2 separate regions of the Homo sapiens genome follow, and region 2 is linked to region 1. A link is a loop called in an ENCODE intact Hi-C map of the cell type or tissue named here. Cell type or tissue: natural killer cell. All regions are shown on one strand. Links, peaks and the distances in the headings refer to the core of each region. The heading gives the core; the rest is flanking DNA. Region 1 has its middle 100 kb from the start of ERVE-5. Region 2 has its middle 360 kb from the start of ERVE-5.

What was found. Peaks named below come from ENCODE experiments on the same cell type or tissue, not always from the same donor. Only the 100,000 strongest peaks of a DNase experiment are listed, where the experiment ranks them.
Region 2: a loop joins it to region 1, with 15 times the contacts of the local background. A loop is called at or near these places in 11 of 110 quality-filtered maps.

What each region holds. Positions count from the first base shown.
Region 1 is chr19:28,704,618-28,714,812 of GRCh38, forward strand. It overlaps the pseudogene LOC100420587. Among named protein-coding and RNA genes, the nearest start is that of ERVE-5, 100 kb to the left of the region's middle. In natural killer cell, for the core only: CTCF peaks have their summits at 5,885 (motif pointing left) and 6,085; a DNase peak (open chromatin) is centred at 5,884.
Region 2 is chr19:28,236,626-28,246,820 of GRCh38, forward strand. No RefSeq gene overlaps it. Among named protein-coding and RNA genes, the nearest start is that of ERVE-5, 360 kb to the right of the region's middle. RefSeq lists an enhancer at 1-359. In natural killer cell, for the core only: CTCF peaks have their summits at 5,872 (motif pointing right) and 6,074; a DNase peak (open chromatin) is centred at 5,886.

The sequences.
Region 1 (10,195 bases), core at 1,371-9,370:
CATCTCAGAACAGCCCAGCACAAAATGCACATACAAAGCTGCCATGAAAGTTAAAAAATAATCCTAAGGATCTACAACTGGGTCAAAGGGCTTTAAAGCATTCAGCTCTCTTAAGCTTTTGTCTAACTGCATGGGTGCTGTGGAAGGAACCTTAAGTATCTGAGATTCTATGATTCTAATACAAATTACATTTGAATAAACCTAAGCAGTTCTCAAGATTACCTAATTTTAATATTCTCGTAGAAAGAATGACTTAAAATCTGACAAACTGACTTATGACAGTTTAGCTACAGGAAAAAACAGTCTATTTCATTAATCAACAAAAAGCATTAGCTCTCCATAAATCTTAATCAAATCAGTAATACAGGCCAAGCCTCTGAGTGGGCTTACAAAAACCTGGAATATCGGAAAACTAAAGAACTCGCTTGACTTTCATTATAAAACAGAAGACAAACACATAGACGAAGCTGTAAGAAAGAAAGACCTCATTGTCTAATGATAAGTCCTTGAGTACATGAAAGCAGTAACTGCAGTAAACAGGCAAAGCCACTGAACTTATCCATACTTGAAGGGTACAGACAAGCCTCTGGGGGCACTAGAGAAGGCAAGATGACTCCATACACTGGAATGCTACCAGGGTGGACTAGAAATGACTGAACAGTGAGTAATTTTGTTTCTGATTCTGTATGTGTCTGCCTGTACTTTGAATATTTTCTACAATAACCATTGTTTTTTTAGCATCAGAAAAATTATAAATAGAAAAAGAATTGCATATTGAAGAAAAAACAGATTTTTACACAAATTACGTATTCTTATCAATTTAAAACATAAAGCCATTACCTAAAGTGAACAGATTTTCTAAAGAAAGAGAAGCCCAACCATAAGTACTATTAATACCCTGCACATAGTAGGTACTCAATATATCTCTTAAGTGTTAGGTATAGATTACTATCAGATAAGCTTTAATTTACTCATAAGCTAGTGCTCCATATATTCACACCAGAGATACCATTTGATTCCTCAATTCTCAGAAATGTCCTCTGTTAGTAAATTTACAGTCATTTTTACACTCAACTATCAGAATTTGATAGGTTATTTATGACACTCTGGCAATTACATTGTAATTTCCTCACCAATCTAAGAACTCTTATCTACTATACAATTTATAATATGAATGTTATTTTTACTCTGCCAAAAAATAAAGTGTTTTTATTGCAGTGATTTATCCTGCACATGTGTTACTTATACATACACATCTATTATAAATCAAGTATTGGAGAGGAGAAAGAACAAAATTAACAAACATAAAACAAAAAAGGGAGTGAGATGATGTACTAGTGAACAGCAGGAAATTAAACTCCCAGCCTTGCTTCCATTAAGAAGTTTTGACAAGATAAAGATCAAGAACACAGCTTAAGCAGTTAGTGAACAGCTGCACAAGTCCCAAAATGATATATGATTTTTTTGCATTACAAGCTTCATTGCTAACTTGTAGCAGTTTTGGTAAATAGTTGAATAGGTACAACTAAATTTGACACATTACGGAAATATACAAGACCAAGATGAACAATTGTAAAGTAATCTGAACTTAGGAATTACTCCAAATGAACAAAAAGATTATAACTGGAAAAGTTATTTTTAATAGATATTGAAGATATCTATTAAAGCAGATAATAGTTATCTATTAACTATTATATATTTAATATTAATCTTTCAACATTAACGTTTTCAAAAGTATACTGTGTCAAGACACAAAGTGTAGCATTTGTGACACTCAGCAAACTTTTAGAGAATTAAGATAATTTTTGATACCAATTTCAAGTAAAACGCCCTTCACCATATCTCTCACAAAAATAAGCTAAATTTAAAACAAAAAACAAACAGCCATGCACTAAGATATCACAATATCTATGAGATAAGAGCAAGTAACAAACTAAAAAATACTGAAATTAAAAATAATATTGTTGGGAATCTTTTTTTTTTAATTCTAGAAATTTGACATCCTTTCCATAAATCACCTACGATCTGTATAGTTTGCTTCTTCCTCATGGTCTTTTTTCTATACAGCCCTGTAAGTATCTTCCCAACATATACACTGCTACAAAGAACCACAAGTCCACTTACTCAAAAACTGGGTCAACTCCTTTTAAGCTTCCAATGCCTTTAATGTTTCAAGGCAATTCAATAATTCATTTGAAGTGAAATAGGTTGAAATCACATTCTTGGAGCTTTGACAAGAACAGTCATTTATTGTTTACTTAATCATGTCATGCATGAGAGTTTGGTTGTGTCTTCCATACCCACCTTCCAACTCAATGGAGTCAACACTGCACTCCATTATGCCACATACCACAAAATGGTCAGGACAAACGATAACAGTGTCACCTTCATAGCAGGCATTTATAACAGATAATGGATCACCGAAGAACTAGAAAACAACAACATATTTGCAAATATACACCCACATATGGTGTGGATCTCTGTCCCCAACCAAGTCTCATGTCTCATGTTCAATTGTAATCCCCAGTGTTGGATGTGGAGCCTAGTGGGAGGTGACTGGGTAATGGGGACAGTTTCTAATGGTTTAGTACCATCCCCCTAGTGCTGTCTCATGACAGAGTTCTCATGAGATCTGGTTGTTTAAAAGTATGTAGCACCTACCCTCATTCTCTTTCTTCCTCCTCCTCCAGCCATTTAAGCCATGCCTGCTTCCCCTTCACCTTCTGCCATGATTGTAAGTTTCCTGAGGCCTCCCCTGCCATGTGTCCTTATAACCTGCAGAACTGTGAGCCAATTAAACCTCTTTTCTTTATCAGGTATTTATAGGCAGTGTGCAAAGTGACAAATATACAACCCCACAAAGCAACTCGAGTATTATTCCAAGTGCCTTCATGTCTCACTCTGAAAATGGAGCCAACACTGCACGCTGAAGCATCTCCTTTGGTAGTGGACTGAACCTAATGCATGCCTGGTAAGTGGCTACTGCTGATGAAAGGCAGGGTTCTCACTACTTCCTATTTAACAGAAAACCACCTCTGGGAAGCTCTGTGTAGAATTCATGAAAACCTATGGTGAATCAGAAGGAAAAAAGCCACTTGCAGCAAGACACTCTTCTTTTACCTGAATTTCTATATCTTCCCCCAAGGCACCTGGCAAAGCCTGTCCATGAGTAGGGTCCACAGCAGACCAGTCATCATGGTGGAGGAGATCTCATGGGTGGAACTTCTGACAACTGGATGGACACCCTTTGCTTAGATGTTAGAATTCTGATAACCAAACACATACCATGAAGAAACCAAACAGACCTAACAGTTCTCAGTAAGATAGCAAGGAAGAAAAGATGCTAACTAGCTAAGAATTACAAAGGCACACATACCTCAACAAAGGACTCTCCATGAGTTTTAGCTTTTGCTTCACCTGTTCAATCTCTGAATACAATTTTAACCCTTCAACCATGGAGATATTTTCCTGCTCAGAGCTACAATTTGCCAAACTGCTTCTCAGATTAAAAAATTTGCTGTAACTCTCCTCACATTGAGACAACAGATTGTGGTAGTCACGTCCTGAAGGAACTCAGTTTTCAAGAATGTCATAATCCCTGAGAGTTTAAAAGCAAACTGAAATCCATTGCCTTTCAGACACATTTTTTCTCATTAAGAAAGCCCATGGAGTCCTCAAAGACCCACTAAGAAAAGTGCTTTATAACTCAGGTACATGTTAAGTCTCTCTGAATAGTACTCTAAGTGGTAACTGTTGAAAGTTTCAAACACCACTTCATTGAAGTCATTAATTTTTCTTCTTTTGAGGAATTGTTTTTTCTTAGATCCAAACATTTGTGCTTTAGAATTACCTAAAGTTCATATTGTACAATTTGTAATCATTATTTAATAAGAAATTATTTTCTTCTCATATATTAGATTCAAAATCTTAATAAGGAGTGGGTGGCAAGGGCCAACTGGGGAGTAGGGGTATAGAGGGAAGTAAATTGTTTCACAATGGTTAAGACTGCCATGTTTTTCAGAGATCTGAATGTGATTTTAAAATGTTTTAAAAGATTACCATATTTATAGGATCAAAAATTAGAAATGACTCAAACTGTCTAGTCCTTCCTTACATTTAAAGCACTATATAGGCACAAAATTATGTTGAATATTCCCAGAGAAAGACCAGGGGATTTCAAAAAAATAAACCTTTGAGATTTTGAGGGGAAAAAAATGCTGTCATTATTAGAGAATGATTAACACAAAATAACCTTGTACTGGACCACCTTACTGGCACTTGAAATTTATTCATTTACATAAATTCTCAAATATAATGACAGAACAAAAAGTATGTCTCAATGTAATAAAATAATTTATAAATGTACAGTCAATAGATATTAAATTAATGGGTTTAACAATAAAATAAAATATTGCCATTACCTGTAGTTTTAAAATAATTGCTTTATTTTTCAGTTAAATGTATATCAACTAGCTGTGCCTTAGGTTAGAGCTTCTCAATTCTGATGAATATTAGAATCACCTAGGATCTTTCAAAAATACAGATGCTCAGGCCAACATCCAGAGCAATAAAAACGGGCCTCTGAAAGTGGAGAGGTATTTTTTAAAGTTCCCCAAGCATGTAATGTGTAGCCAAGGTTGAGAACTATTGTCTTAGATTATTATTTTTTTAACTTCGTCATGCTCTTAAGAAGATGGGGGGAGGGGAGAAAGCTGAACAAAATCCTAATTCATATCAAATTATGGTGAACACTCAATATTTAAAATGAACAGAAGATTTTATTTTCTTGCTTTTCCAAGTAAATGGATTGGGTAAAGCTTGAAAAAGTAAGGATTTTGTCTACTTTGGTTATCCACACTCATTTAAAGATACTCTAGAAATCTACTTTGCAAATAAGAAATTACGAACCAAACCACTGGTCTATTAAGTTGCGAAGATTAAGACTAAAATTTTAAAATAAGTTTCTTAGCATTTCCAATATCCATGCAAGTTAGCTTATTTCTTCTCATTAGATTGATACTTTACAGTCTAGAACCAGTGAACCAACATCATCTTCAGACCCCTAAGTTCTGAAGTAGTGTGTTTTGAATTAGAAAGGAAAAATATTTGCCACATGGTGCAAAATCAAGACAGTGATTTGATCTTGCCTGCTGATAGCTCTACTCCTATCTTAGCCCAGGAACCTTTTTAGAGTCTGCATACATGTGATAACATTCCAGTTTCTCCATCAAGTGCCACAGTTTCTTCTCCGTAACTAAAGACAATTCCTCCCTTATGCTGTCCCATCTGCCAGTGATGTACAAGGCATGTATGGAGATCATTACTTGTCCACACATGCAAGGCTCTCAAATCAGAATACAATTTTTTTTGTCCACATACAGATCAAATTTGCCAGATATGCATTATATTTACCTACCATTACATTCTACTTCAATCAAAACCAATCACTGCTCTTTAAGAGCAAGTGTATCAAACCTAGAAAATATTCAAGCTTTTTGATGTTCTGGGATTGTACTGAACACACTATAGAAAAATAGGAAATGCACAATAGAAAAATTAGAAAGGTAGAAATCACAGTCAACTTATGAAAGCTGAAATCAGACATACATAATTGTAAACCAGGTAGAACCATTAACCAGATTTTCATTTTTTAAAAAATTTTGTTATTATTTACTATTTAAACCAAGAGAAACTTACTAAATCAAATCAAACTGCATGAAAATGTAAAGGCCTTGTCTTATATAATGTCAAATCATCTTTCACATAGGAAAAACAAATTACCTTCTACAATTCTTTTTAGTGTGAGTTCTAATTTTATTGCAGCATTGCCTGTTAATTTACTGCTCAGGAATACAGGAGAAAATTACTGGTCTTACAGCACCATCTAGTGGAAAGATAAGTGTCGCATGTAACAAGATCAGCATAGAACAACTACTTAATTTAGGTTGCATGATTAATTTTGGTATTTTTGAACGGAAAAGCTTTTCCTTGTCAAAATATGATAAATTAGAAGAATGCGTTTAGGTATTTTTGATTCATCTGTTAGTTTAACCTAGTATGTTTTACTATAGGAACTTAGAGTAAAGCCATATACTTTAAAAAAAAAGTATTATTTAAGTTTCAAGCAAAAAAGTCTCTATAATGCAAATAAGTTCTTTGTTTTTCAAACAATTGTCATTAAATAGATGTTCACAAACCTCCTGATTTTAGGCTTAGTTTATAAACAGTTAAAGCAGGTTTCTCTGCACTTGTTCGTTTCATTTAATAACTTGAAAAGGGGCTGCACTATTTGTATATTGGTCTATTTCTGTCTATAGGCCCTTGGAGTAAGAGTATGTGCGTGTGTATGTGTGTGTGTATGTGTGTGTGTGCGTGCATTGCGCATGTGTGTGTCTCACAAAGGTAAAATTAAGCCATGGTAACTATTTTTTCAATATGTACAAGGTCAGTAATAAACACAATCTCAATTGAGGTTTAACACGTCTGACAAAACAATCATATGCATCATCCTTTTCTTCATCCCAACTCTTCCAAATGTTCTGGTAGAAAAACCTGAAAAATAACTTAATATCATTCAAATTTAATCACTGGCTCCAAATGTTAGGATTCTGGAGGGATGAGAGCTAAAGAATAAATCAAAGCAATTCTCATATCTCAGAGAATGCTGCATATTTGCTATGGTTATCAGTTGAGTCACACAAGATAAAGACCTTCTTTGAATCAGCTAGAGGGGTTTTTCTATAACACTCATTTTTTTAAAACTTTCTTTTTATCAGAAGTAGTATTTATTGACCATCTCTAACTGGGCAGGTAGTAGTTCCATTTGTTGAGATAGAAAACACTGGGAGAGAAACAGGTTTGGGGTTCAAAATGAAGAGTTGTGTCTTTGCCATGTTCAGGCTGAGATGCCTATCTGACCTCCCAGTAATGACGTCAAATGTACAGAGAAATATACAAGCCCAGAGATCCAGGGAAAGGTCAGGGCTAGAGACATAAATCTGGGAGGTGTCAGCATATTAATAGTTTTAAAGCAGTAAATGAGATCATCTAGGGACATAATATAAAGCAGCAGTTCTCAACCCTGGTTGCACATTAGGGTCCCCCGGGATACTTTAAAAAATTGATTCCCTATCCCAGACCAATAAATCAGATATCTGCGGAGGGAAGGGGGTTAGCATTCACATGTTTTTTAAAGCTCTCTAAGCACTTTAACAAATTTTTATTACAAAAAATTCTAAACATACAACAGATAAAATAGTATCATGAATATCATGTATCCATCAGCCAACTTCAAGAATTACCCACTTGGGAGAAATCTTATTTCATCTCTACCTCACCAACCTACCCTCTGCTCCTCTCCTCTCATCATCCTGACCCTGGCTTATTTTGAAGCAAATCTCAGATGTATCAAATCATTCACAAATTTTTAGTATGTAGCTCTAAAATAAATCCTTATGCCAAAAAAGTTTTAATTTCTTAATATTACCAAATATCCAGTCAGTACTCAAATTTTCCTAATTTTCTCTTTTGCTGTTGTTGTTTTACAGTTGACTTGTTCAAATTAGGATCCAAACAAGGCCAGCTGTGGCCCTTAATGGATGCGTCTCTTAAATCACTTTTATTCTATACATTACCCCTTGCTCTTTTTACCCTTGTAATTTATTTAATAGTTTCACACACACTGAATTTTGTTGATTACTTATCCATGGGGTCATTTAACATGTTTTTCTGTTTCTTTCCTTTCTAGTAAACTGATAGTAAGATCTAGAGCTTGATGGGCTTCAGGAAAGACTTTTTGGCAGGAATACTTCAAGTGAGGTATGATGTACTTGCATCGGGAAGCACATATAGCAAGTCCTCTAATATCAGCCTTTCATTGAATGCCTTTCACTATATAAGGGAATAAACATCAATTCCTGGCCATAGTCGCAGTCTGTGTGGAGTTTTCATGTTTTTCCTATGTCTGCATGGGTTTTCTACAGGTACTCTGGCTTCCCACATCATAAAGATGTGCATACGAAAGATGAGCATGCTAGCTGAACTGGTGTGTCGACATCGTCCCAGTCTGAGTGTGGGTGTGAGTGCACCCTGGGATGAAGTGGCATTGTGTCTCATGCTGGTTCCTATCTTGCACCCTAAGCTGCCATGATAGGTTTTGGCCACCTGCATCCCTGAACTGGAATAAGCAGGTTGGAAAATGAAAGAATGAATATGAATTATTGTCAAATAAAAAATCTTAAATTAGACAATAATCATACAAATGCACAACAATAAACAATGCAGTATAAAATCACTCAGCGAGTCCATCAAGTTGGTGACGGTTTGAACCACGTGGTGGTAAAGGGTACTCCTTACAATTTTTACTTTGCCGACATTTATTCCTCAATTTGACCAACCACCACCATGACTGCCGTGACTCACTGATTCACCAAAAATTGGGTAAATAATTATTTTGTTTTTATAATCTTTCTTATATGTATACAGGATTCACATTTATTTCAATGTTCAAGATTAAAATTGTTTTTGGTCTTTATTTAGAAGTTTGGTGATGTTTTTGTGACCAGAAATAGGCCATAGGAACTTTAACTTTTGTTTGTATCTATTAGCCTATGGTAACATTGGTTTTGTAATTTCGCTTAAAGTTGAAGTTTCCAAGAACCTGTCGACAACAGTAAGTGAAGACTTCTATAACGCCTAGCCATCTCTTTTTGTGAGGTTAAGACTGATCAATGGATTCAGGTGTTGTCAGCCTGATTCACCCACTATGAAGTTCTCTATTAGTTTTTCACCTAAAGATTACAGCAGTCATTGAGGATCACTGCCTACAACCTTTATTTCATTAGTGGTTACAAAATATGGATATTCTATCATTCCTTCTTCATGTAGTGGTTGGATGTGTCTATAAGGAAAATCCCCAAGTTATTATAATGTGGTTCCAAGGTAGAGTAGATGAGAAAAAGAAGAGTAATAGGATTGATCCCTTGGTAACTCGAACACTCTAAAAAGTTAGAGCATGAGAGAAGAGCTAGGCAAGATGACTAGAAAACCAAGCCGGTGAGACACCAAATGAATAGTGCTGTCGTAGAGGCTGAGAGGAGAGTGTGTTAAGATGGGAATGGAGGAGGCAGAGCAAGGTAGTGGAAAAGAAGGCTCCTCTGATCATTCTCTGTGCAAGGACACCAATTTAACAACTATCCAGTTCTTTGGTAAGAACTAAAAATCACGTGAGCACCTATAGCACCTGGTTTTAACTTCATATCACTGAAAAGAGGCATGGAAGAGATAGAAAAAACAGTCTTGAATCGCCGATGCCACCCCTCACCCACCATCCTGTGTGGTACAGAGAGCATATCTGGGTGCTGCAGGAGGGAGAGCACTGCAATTGTAAGGCATTAAACTGAGCTGTCCTGCCACAGCAGAAAGGAAAACTAGACCAAACTCAGCTGACACTCACCTATGGAGGCGGCATTTAAACCAGCCCCAGCCAGAGCGGAATCACTCATCCCAGCAGTCCAAACTTGAGATCCTGCAAACCTTGCCACTGAGGGCTAAAGCACTTTGTGTCTCTAAGTAAACTTGACAGGCACACTAGGCCATAAGGACTGCGACTCTTAGGTGAGTCCTAGGGCTGAACTGGGCCCAGAAACACAGAGACACAGTGGACTTGGTGGGGGCACACAACCTACTGAGACATCAGCTGGGGTGTCTACCGGAGTGCTGGCATCACCCCTCCCCTAAACCCAGACTGCACAGCTCACAGCTCTAAAGGAGACCCCATCCCTCCACTTGAGAAGAGGAGGGGGAAGAGTGGGGAGGTCTTCATCTTCCATCTTGGATACCAGCTCAGCCACAGCAGGATAGGTCACCAGCCAGAGTTGTGAGGCTTCCCCATGCCGCATTCCAGGCCCTAACTCCCAACCCCCAATGACATTTCTAGACACATCCTGGGTTACAAGGAACCCACTGCTTTGAAGGAAAGGACCCAGTCCTGCCAGCATTCATCGCCTGCCAACTGAAGACCCCTTGGACCCTGAATAACCAGCAGCTATACCCAGGTACTACGTCAAGGGCCTTGATGAGCCACTGAGACTTGCTGGCTTCAGGGGAGACTCAGCACATTCCCAGCTGTGGTGGGCCACAGGCCAAGTCTCCTTCAGCTTGAGAAAAGCAGAGGGAAAAGTAAAGGGGACTTCGT
Region 2 (10,195 bases), core at 1,154-9,153, 470 kb before region 1:
TGAATTTGACCAACTGTGAACCAGAATGGAGAAAGGGGGATGTTCACCAATTAGCTGAAAGTAAAACTCAACTCAAACTTCAGGAGCCCAAAGTGGCGATACCTCGAGCCATCCCCTGGCATTCTTCTTATGGGTATGAACAGTGCTGTGAGGGTGGGCAGCCACTCTTGAGGGGCTCTGACTGCCCTGGAAGAAAAGAAGAAGGAAATTCAAGAGCTGTGAGTGCAGTCAGAAACTCCAGTGAGTTCCAAAAACACAGGAAGTTGAGATTCAAGGTAAAACAGAAGAGGGCAAAGAACATCTGAATCTTTCACTCCACTGTATCAGTAAGTCCACATTTAGATCACGCTTCCTGAGAGGAGGGCTATGCCTTATATATCTTTTCTTATTTCCCCATCGAATAGTTCCCAGGGCCTGGCTGAGTGGTAGTGACTGCAGTGACAGTAACAGCCATTGCTTACTGTGTACAGCTATATGTGAGTGCTTTCTAGACATCACCTCATTCAATCTTCTCCATAATCTAGAAGTAGGTACTATTTATCCCTACTCTGTAGATGCAGAAAGGCAGTCTCAGAATGGCAGAGTGAATGGGCCAGGGGTGAGGGCTCACACCTATAATCCTAGCACTTTGGGAGGCCGAGGCAGGTGGATCACCAGAGGACAGGAATTCGAGACCAGCCTGTCCAACACGGTGAAATCCCATCTCTACTAAAAATACAAAAAAAAAAAATTAGCCGGGTGTGGTGGTGGGCACCTATAATCCCAGCTATTCGGGAGGCTGAGGGAAGAGAATCGCTTGAACCCGGGAGGCAGAGGTTGCAGTGACCTGAGATCATACCACTGCACTCCAGCCTAGGCAACAGACTGAGACTCTGTCTCAAAAGGAAAAAAAAAAACGAATAACAGAGTGAATGGCTCAAGATTACACAGCCAGGAAGAAGCAGGGCCAGCTTCTTCCCAGCGTAGCTCTAGTGACTTAGTCTCTGCCCTTACTCACCATTCTGCCACCTTTGACGTAACTAACCACCTACCATCTCTGACATGACCTCCCCTTCTCTGTGCAGCCTTAAATGATGTCTGCTTCATTTCCAGTGGGTGTGGCCTCCAGAAAAGGAAATTGGAAAGAACGTGGAACTCTCAACAACGAAAGCAATGAAGCTGCCTTGCTTAAGGAGGAAAGGATGGTGGTGACCAAGTTTCCAACCTTGCTGGGTGGGACAAGGGCAGAGAGGAGCACCCAGGACCCTTCACTCATGTGACCAGCCTGAGGCAGAGCAAATGGGGCTGCTTAAGGGCACAGCTCTTCTCCCTACCGAGGCAAACTCACTGTGGAAGGGGCTGTTTCCAAGCACCTATGATGTTGAAACAGCAAAGTTATAACCGGTCAGAAATTGCACCTTTCTAAAAAGAAATTATGACAATTAGCCCACATAAAAACATTATTTCCTTCAACATAGGCTTGAAATTCAAAACCACTATACTATAATAATTTTTCATTTTCATGGGTGCAATAATTATTGCACTAGAGATAATGGGGCCCATACTAGAAAGCAGAAACAATTGCCCTGGTTTAAGAGCTTATTAATGAACAATACAGCCATAGTCAATTAAGGCACAGGAAGGAAACATGGCTGCTGGTGACTGGTGGGTTGGTTGCTAGATTTAATTTTTGTTATTGGGTCAGTAAAGGCAGGAAGAAAATACTTCTCAAGTGGGAGGGAAGGAAATTACAAATTTGATGAAAATAAATCACCTTTTGAGCTTTTGAGTCTTTCCAATTGAGGCTTGGTTAATGTAGGTGACAGCACTTTCTGCCTGTGACTTGGCACAGGGTTATTGGGAGCCATTTGTAACACTCCCATTCTGTCTGTAAAAAGACATTTTAATTGAAAAATCATTTGCCCATAAAATTATTATCATCAATTTACAGTCCACCAAAGGGCTGCATTATGACCATAAAACAATTTGTAGTGGATTCATTTTACTCACTAAATCACTTTACATTATACTGTGAACAGAATGATTAAAGCAAGTTAGCATTTTGTTGGCAAAGTAATTACATTATTATGCATTTCACCCACAGAGATACTTCTACTACTGAGTCCATTTGTCTTGTTGACAGAATATCTATATGCATTGGACAGAATGCATTTTCTTTAGTTGATGCAATTAATTTTATTCACCAGACACTTTTAAACCTAAGCTAAAATGTTTTTGTCACAGAAATAGATTTGATTGGGGAACAAAATTAATCTTGCCTACATGATTTGTGCTCAGAAAGTTTCTTCCAATAACTGTGCAAATTTGCAAACAAGTAAACAGGGAGAAAATAATAAGCAAGAGCAAAACAAAAGCCTCAAAAAGCAATTCTCCTCCTGGGTCTGTTTTTTAAAGTCCTCTATGTACCCAGGCAGGATAAAAATCCAAAGACACCTTGAACAGGTGGAGCAGGAGATGGTGGTGAAAAGAGAGGGGCTTCTCCAACCTGAACAATTTGGCTGGGAAAATAGTGAGCACAGATTAATCTTTTAAAAAGACCCCACACAATTGCTTGAGAAGCGCCTCAGCTAGTGTCTTTTTGTCACCAACTTTGTATCCTAGCGGTAGAAATGACTTTGGACTTTCCTGGGGCCGGTGCCAGGCTCTGAGTGTAGTCAGGCTTGTGAGGCAGAAGTGAAGATCTCAGGCACCCCAACTGTGTCCCATACAAGATGCCTAAATGGGTTGTCTAAAACCAAACACGAGAAGCAGAAAATGGCTTGTCTTGCACAGTGGGCATTGGGCCCACCTGTTTGCCGCTGGAAGTCCCAGGCTTCGAACCGCAGTCCCCTCCTTGCAAGAGGCCCAGGACCTCAGCCACCACCAGAGGGCAGGAAACCACATCTCACTCTCCCTGAAGCCCCCACAGCACAGGGCTTGGCATGCGCAGGTCATTCTGGAAAGACTTCCAGATTCATTCCCTCATTCTTCAACTCCTATTTTCTGAGCACCTACTCTGTGTCCTAAAAAGTTCAGCAGTGAGCAGAACCCTGCTCTGAGCAGGCTGACCACCTGCTGGAGAAGTCAGACAGGTGAAGAGGAAATTAAGACACAGACAGTATGGGGAGGAGGTTCCTTATGGTGTGGGAACAGTTCTGTATCTTGATTGTGGTGATGTCTATACAAATCTCCATACAGGTGACAAAATTTCCTAGAACTGTGCACAAAAACATGCACACACACAAAAAAATGAGTCCATGTAAAAACTGGTGAAATCTGAGTAGACCAGGTCAATTGTTTGAGTCCAGGAGTTTGAGGCAGCAATGAGTTGTGATTGTGCAACTACACTCCGGTCTGGGCCACAGAGCAAGACCCTGTCTCTAAAATTAAAAACAAATTCCAAAGTGTAAACAAAAACTGAACAAATCAGCAACTTATTTGTCCATCGTAGTCTAGTAGTTAAGCACATTGTGCCAATGCCAAGTTCCTGATTTTCATAATGCACTACAGTTATATAAAATATTGCCATAGGTGGAGGCTGGGAGATGGGTATAACTCTGCACTTGTTTTGCAACTGCTCTGATCTATAACTATTTCCTAATAAATGGTTTAAAGAAACACTGATGTGCAAAGCACTGATGGAAAACGCAGGAGGCTGCAGAAGTCCAAAGAAACGCTGGATTCTTGGGGGCAGCAGGGAAGGTTTCCTGGAAAAACTCATATCTTCCCAAAGGCAACCCAGTTAAGTGCCCAGAAGGGTCAGCAGGAGGGGAAAAGTGAAGCTGGGAGTGACAGGCAGCAGAAATGGAGGTAACTGTAGCACAGACCCAGTCCCAAGACATTCAGATTCAAATTGTATTTAAATGCTGGAGAGTTTTGGCTAAGCTGAAATTTAAAAGAGATTTAGGACCCCTAAAGGGGAAGATTGGCTGAGAGGAAAAATAATCCTTCAGGTCTGAGGAGTGTTGGAAGGACACGCTGGAGGCCCCTCCTTTGTAGTCACGTGGCTAGCAGGCACCTGCAAGCTGAAACGTGTGGGCTGGAGGGACTGCGGCAGTGACATGTCTCCGCAGACCTGGCTGCCATTCCTGGTTCACTGGCTACACCCAGCTCCATGGCACCCATGTCTCTGCACATTTTCCCCATAGAACACATGTACCTTATTCTCCCAGGATTCTGCCAGGTAGCTCTGGGCTTCATCAAGACAACTGCCACCTGCTGCCACACACTCCCGCACATCACAATGGTGAAATATGGGGCCCACAGGCAAGGTGGAGGGATGAGTAGTTTGGCTGGAGAGGCTTTATTCCATCAAGCCCCTACTGTTATCCATCCATCTAAATCATACAACTCAGGTTATCAACACTCCATGAAACAACCACTCCAAACTTCCTGCTCCAGGAGTTTTTATTATGAAGACCATCCAAGCCTAAGCAACAAGCAAAACCCTGTTTCTACAAAAAAAAGAAAATAAATTGAAAAATTTTTCTGGCATGATGGCACGTGCCTACAGTCATGACTACTTGGGAGACTGAGATAGGAGAATTGCTTGAGCTCAGTAGTTCAAGGCTGCAATGACTTGTGATTGTGCAACTGCACTTCAGTCTGGGCAACAGAGAAGAACACTGTCTCTAAAAATAATAAATAAATAAAAGTCCAAGTGTAAACAAAAACTGAACAAATCAGCAACTTATTTGTACATTGTAAAAACATCACAGCTGAGCACTTATAAGTTCCACTGGGAAAGAGACACAGGGTCTGCAGCCCCAGATACAATAAGAAAAGTGACTGCTGTCTGACACTGAGCTTTATACAGATTCCCGTGGAGTGCACACAGCAACCCTGTGGAGGCTGATGCTGTATCATCATCATGCACATTTTATAGATCAGTGCATGCACAAAAAGGTTAGATAACTTGCCCAAGGGTGTGCAGTCAGTATGTGCTGGGACCATGACCCAAATGCAGGGTGTTCCGTTTTCTCTTCCACTCAAGCACCAGCTCCTCCACTGTTTCCATGAGCATCTCCACTCACCTTGCACAAGATTGACGCCTTTCCAGCTCCCCAGACTGGAGCTAAGGAAGCTTGGAGTAGCTAAGGACCATTCCCTGCAACACCTCCAGACACACCTCCTGACCTTTATGATACACCTGGAAGACAGGTGCATCCCCTGAAATCCCTTGGACCAAGGACAAGATCCTTCAGTAGCCCTTGGTCTTTCTTGAGATACAGGGAAGCTTTGTAAGATTCCCATTAATGAAATATTTAGGTGATACTTCTCTCACTTCAGAAAACAAATGAGAAAAGGAGTTTTGCTTACAGTACATTAAGTTACTTTAAATTACTGGAAGCCATTTGTAGATAACTTCCTGGAAAATTTGAATATGGATAAGGATATGTTACTCATCAGCCTGACACTTTCATAAAATACCCTCCAAATAGAACAGCAGCAAGGAAAGGAGCATATGTTTTCATCTCCAATATGGGCATTCTATGAAATGTAAGCACTGTATCATTACTGATCCCTGAAAAACTGGGTCATAATGAGTCTTGAACTTAGAAAGTCAAAAATTAGGTTCTAAAAAAAAGTATGCTCCTCTCACCCTATCTCTATCACTGAAAATTAAAAAGATAAATTTCAAAAGCCAAAACACATGACCCAAACTCTTGAGCATTCTGTGAGTCTAATTAGATGTGCTGTTGTCTTGATTTTTGTGGAAATAAAAGCAGCCATCACAGAAAGAATTGAACGGTTATATTATTTGTGAAAGTAGATTTATATAAAGTTAGTGATTAAGGCTTTGTGACATAAAGTCATCTGGTCAATGCATTCAAAGGCCCAGTCAATCACCCACAAGTTGAACAGATGAGACAACAATGGCAAAGACTTTCTTCAAAAGTCACCGCTAGAGGGGGCTCTAGAGACATCCACCCTGGCTACCCATCAGCATCATCTGGGGTGCATGTTAAAAACAAGATGCCTGAGAGCCATCCTCCAAAATTCTGGTTCAGTCACCTTAGGGCGTAACCAAGGAACTGGCATTTTCGTGAAGCACCCAACTCATGCATGTGCAGACATCCCTGAGCCTGCGAACTACTCCCCTATATAGCTAGTCAGTCTACAAAGAGGAAGCTACACTGGAACACCCGCCATAGAGCTGTTTGCCCAAGGCCTATCTTATCCGGGGACAGACTCCTTGATGGCTAACCCTGTCCTAACACACCCTGTCCACTCCATCTATTTTAAATTATTACTGTTTTTGAGTCTATCATTATTAAAGGATTTAAGTTTTTATATTATTTTAGTACTTTGCATTTGAATGATCTTTTCTACAGCCTCTCATCTTTAAAAAGAGATAAAAATACTGCCTATGTTGTAATCTGTAAATAAGAATGAGTGAGGTAGCCCAGGTGGAGTTTTGCACAGGCTTGGGACATAATGTGTGTTTAATAAATGTTGGCTATTACGGTGTCATTCTTGCCTGTGACCCATCATGTATAAGGAGGAATGAATTGTCATCATTGCAGTGGAATACATTTTGGCTGCCTAGGTTAGATAAATTGTTTAACTGTGTGCAATGTCCAGAGATTATAATTTCTGCTATATGGAGGGCTGCTGGGAACCAGAGGGTATGATTGATTCGAACTTTATTTCAGAGACTTTGGTTCCAAGTTCCAATCCTCAACCCTCCTGGCCACCCACAAAGAGTCAAGAAAATATCCAAGCATATTTCCAACATTTATTGGAAACATTTATTTTAAATATATTTATAATAGCCAAAAATTGGAAACAATCCAAATGTTCATCAGCAAGAGAATAAATTTCGTATATTTATACAATGGAATATGACACAGAAATTAAAAATAATAAACTGCTAAGAAACACAATAACATGGATAAATCACACAGACATTGTTCTCACAGCTGAACACAGTAAGCCAGGTTCAAAAGACTACATAATGTATGAGGGTATAATTCAGGACAGTGGCTACTTCTGGGAGATGTTAACTGGGAAGAGGCAAAAGGAACTCTTCTGGGGAGCTGGAAATGCTTTATGTCTTGTCTGGTTGATGATTTTAGACGTAAAAATTAATTGAGCTGTACATTTAAAATTAGTGCACTTTACAAAGTTTGCTGCATGCATTATACCTTAATTAAAAATTTTTTAAAGCATAAGATGCATCTTAATGCTAGTTTCAAGTGAGATTTCTCACCCTTTTAAACTCATCTGTGTGTGAACACAGCTTCTCTTTTACTTGCGGGTGGCCCCAAGTGGATGGTGGGAACAATGCAGAATAAGAAAACTTTTTCTCGTCTTGTCCCTCAATTTCTTATTCTCTCTTCTCTCAGTATTTCTAGCTTCTTTTAAAGCACCAAATGATTATTCTGTGATCGTTAATCAGATCGCCCCACTGCCTGATTTATCTGACAAAACAGTTATTTCTAAACACCTAAACTCAATCTATCCCTTTCCGATGCTAGCCCATTACTCCTCCTCTCCGCACCACTGTCCTGCATACAAGATAAATCGCTCTCAGCTCAGGGCTGAATGCAGTTTCCATCTAGAAGCCAATTAGGGAATTGCATTTGTTTAGTCTCCCAACAACCCAGATCAATGGCAGACCCTTTGATGACTTGTGAAATAACCCAAGTAATGGGCTTGACAATGTTGCCTCAGGAAAGATTTTCAGCTGAAGTTGAGAGAAGCAGTAAAAGTCTCCTTTTATTCACCACCAAGCTCTATCCCTCTTGACTTTATTCAAACCTTGCTTCATCTTAGGCTTTTCTGGAAGAGATATTCTGGGTTTCACTCTTAAAATCTGCCAGCTAAAACAGAGGGAAGGCCCACCTGATTAGCTGCCTCTATAATGGATTTCATTAATTCGCTCACTTAATCGTTCACTAAAAAATCACCTATAGAGCACCCGTTATGCTCAGCAGACAGCAGAAAACAAAACCGAGTCTCTGACCTCATGGAACATATATTCTAGCTGGAGAGACATAAAATAAATGAGGTAATTTTACAGAATAACAAATTACATGAGTAAATAAAATGAGAAAGTATGAACAAGAATGCCCAGGAAAGTAGAGACACTTTATATAGGACTGCCAGAGAAGCCCTCTTTGAGGATGCAACACTTGCGCAGAGACCTGAATAATGAGACACAGTCAGTTATGCACATGCTGGGAAAATCATCCCAAGCAAAAGAATAATCACTTTCAGGGGTCCAAACTCTCTGTGTGAGTTCTAGAAACAGAGGGAAGGGGAAACCATAAAGCAAACCCTAACTTTGTCCTACCGCCTGGTCTCTCTACAAGGACTGCCTCCTCCTTTGCTATTCAGCAGGGGCCCTTCCTAGTGCCATGGCACTGGCTCTTTCTGAAAAAATGCCAACGAAAATATCGGCAACCACCATGATTCATTTTCCAAAGTACTGTTGGGGTAACCCAACTCCCTTGTTCCAACTGAGGCTGAACTGAGATTCCTGAAGCTCTGGGAGACCAACAGCAAGACTCCAATTAGGCCTGACCATGTTCAACATAAAAAGAGCTGTCCCTGGGAAGAAGGTGCTGATGGAGACAAGCTCCAAGGCTGCAGCAAAGACAGCAGTGCAGATCGATAAACACAGCACAAATTAGGATTTCATTTTCAATTCTTTTGTCAAGACTAATTGCATGCTCACTTCGAGTAAGATGCCCTTTCTGTTCAGAAGCATTACTGTCCAGGAGAAGGTAACACGCTGGGGCTTCGAATTGGCATTTCACATAATGAGGATTTCGCAGTTCAAACAATCACTAGATATTTTATTCTGGAAATCGAAGCTGTTAGTCAACTAAAAGTCCTCATCCTGAGCTGTGAACATGGGCAGACATTAAGCAAGCATTCGGTGACATCACTCATTCCATTTCTGTCTTTTCTTCCCAGTTCTCAGGCACCACAGATGATAACAGCCACTGGATCCCTCAAGCACATGGAAATTCCCAGAACTTCACAGATGCTCACAGATGCATCCCATGATCTTGACCTTTGAGTAATGGGATAAGCAGGTACAAAGGAGACAGAAGGGCCAGGCTGGGTGCTTAGAGAATTCCAGGAAGAGAAAGAGGCACTAGAAGTCATGGCAGGCAGCATAGAGCAGTGGGTAAGTGTACAGACCTGAGGACCAGATTCGATTTCCACCGCTCAAGAGCCACTTGGCCTTACTTAAGTCACATTGTATCTCTAAGTCAGCTTCCTGATCTGTGAATAAGCCAGACACAGAAAGAAACATACTGCTTGATCTCACTTATATTATGGAATTTCAAGAAGTCAAACTCACAGAAACAAAGAGCAGACAGTGGTTACCAGGGACTGAAGGGTGGGGAAAATAGGGAGAAGTTGGTCAAATGGCATAAACCATCAGTTATGAGAATAATGGTGACTATAGTTAATAATATTGCATGGTCTACTTGAGATTTAAGAGAGATCTTAAGTGTCTCTCCACAAAAAAAGTAACTAAATGGTTTACTTCACTTAGCAGTCTTTTTGGGGTTCATCCGTGTTATCACACGTGGCAGGATTTCCTTCTTGTGTGGCTGAATAATATTCCATCATATATAAATACCACATTCCCTATATCCATTCACCCATTGCTAGACACTTAGGTTGTTGATTCCATAACGTGGCCATAGTGAATGATGCTGCAATAGCCATGGGAGTGCAGATATATCTTTGATTTTTTTCTTTTGGGTGTATACCCAGAAGTGGGATTGCAGATCATATGGTAGTTCTATTTTTTAGGACCTTCCATACTGTTTTCCATAATAGCTGTACAAATGTACATTCCCATGATCAGTGCGCAAGCGTCCCCTTTTCTCCATGTGCTTGCCCCACATCCTTCTTATCTTTTGTCTTTTTGGTAACAGCCAACTCACCAAGTGTGAGGTGATATTTCATTATGGTTTTTGATTTGCTTTTCCCTGATGGTTAATGATATTGGGTACCTTTTCTTGTACTTGTTGGCCACTTGCATGTCTTCCTTAGAAAAATGTCTGTTGAGGTCATTTGCCCATTTTTAAATCAGATTTGTTTGGTTGGTAGATTGCTATTGAGTTGTATGTGTTTCCAACATATTTTGGATATTAACCCTTTATCAAACATATGTTTTACTTTTGTCTCTCAGATGAGGCATCCAGGCTAGCTGTGTGGCAGAGCCTAGCTGTGTCAGCAGGTATTG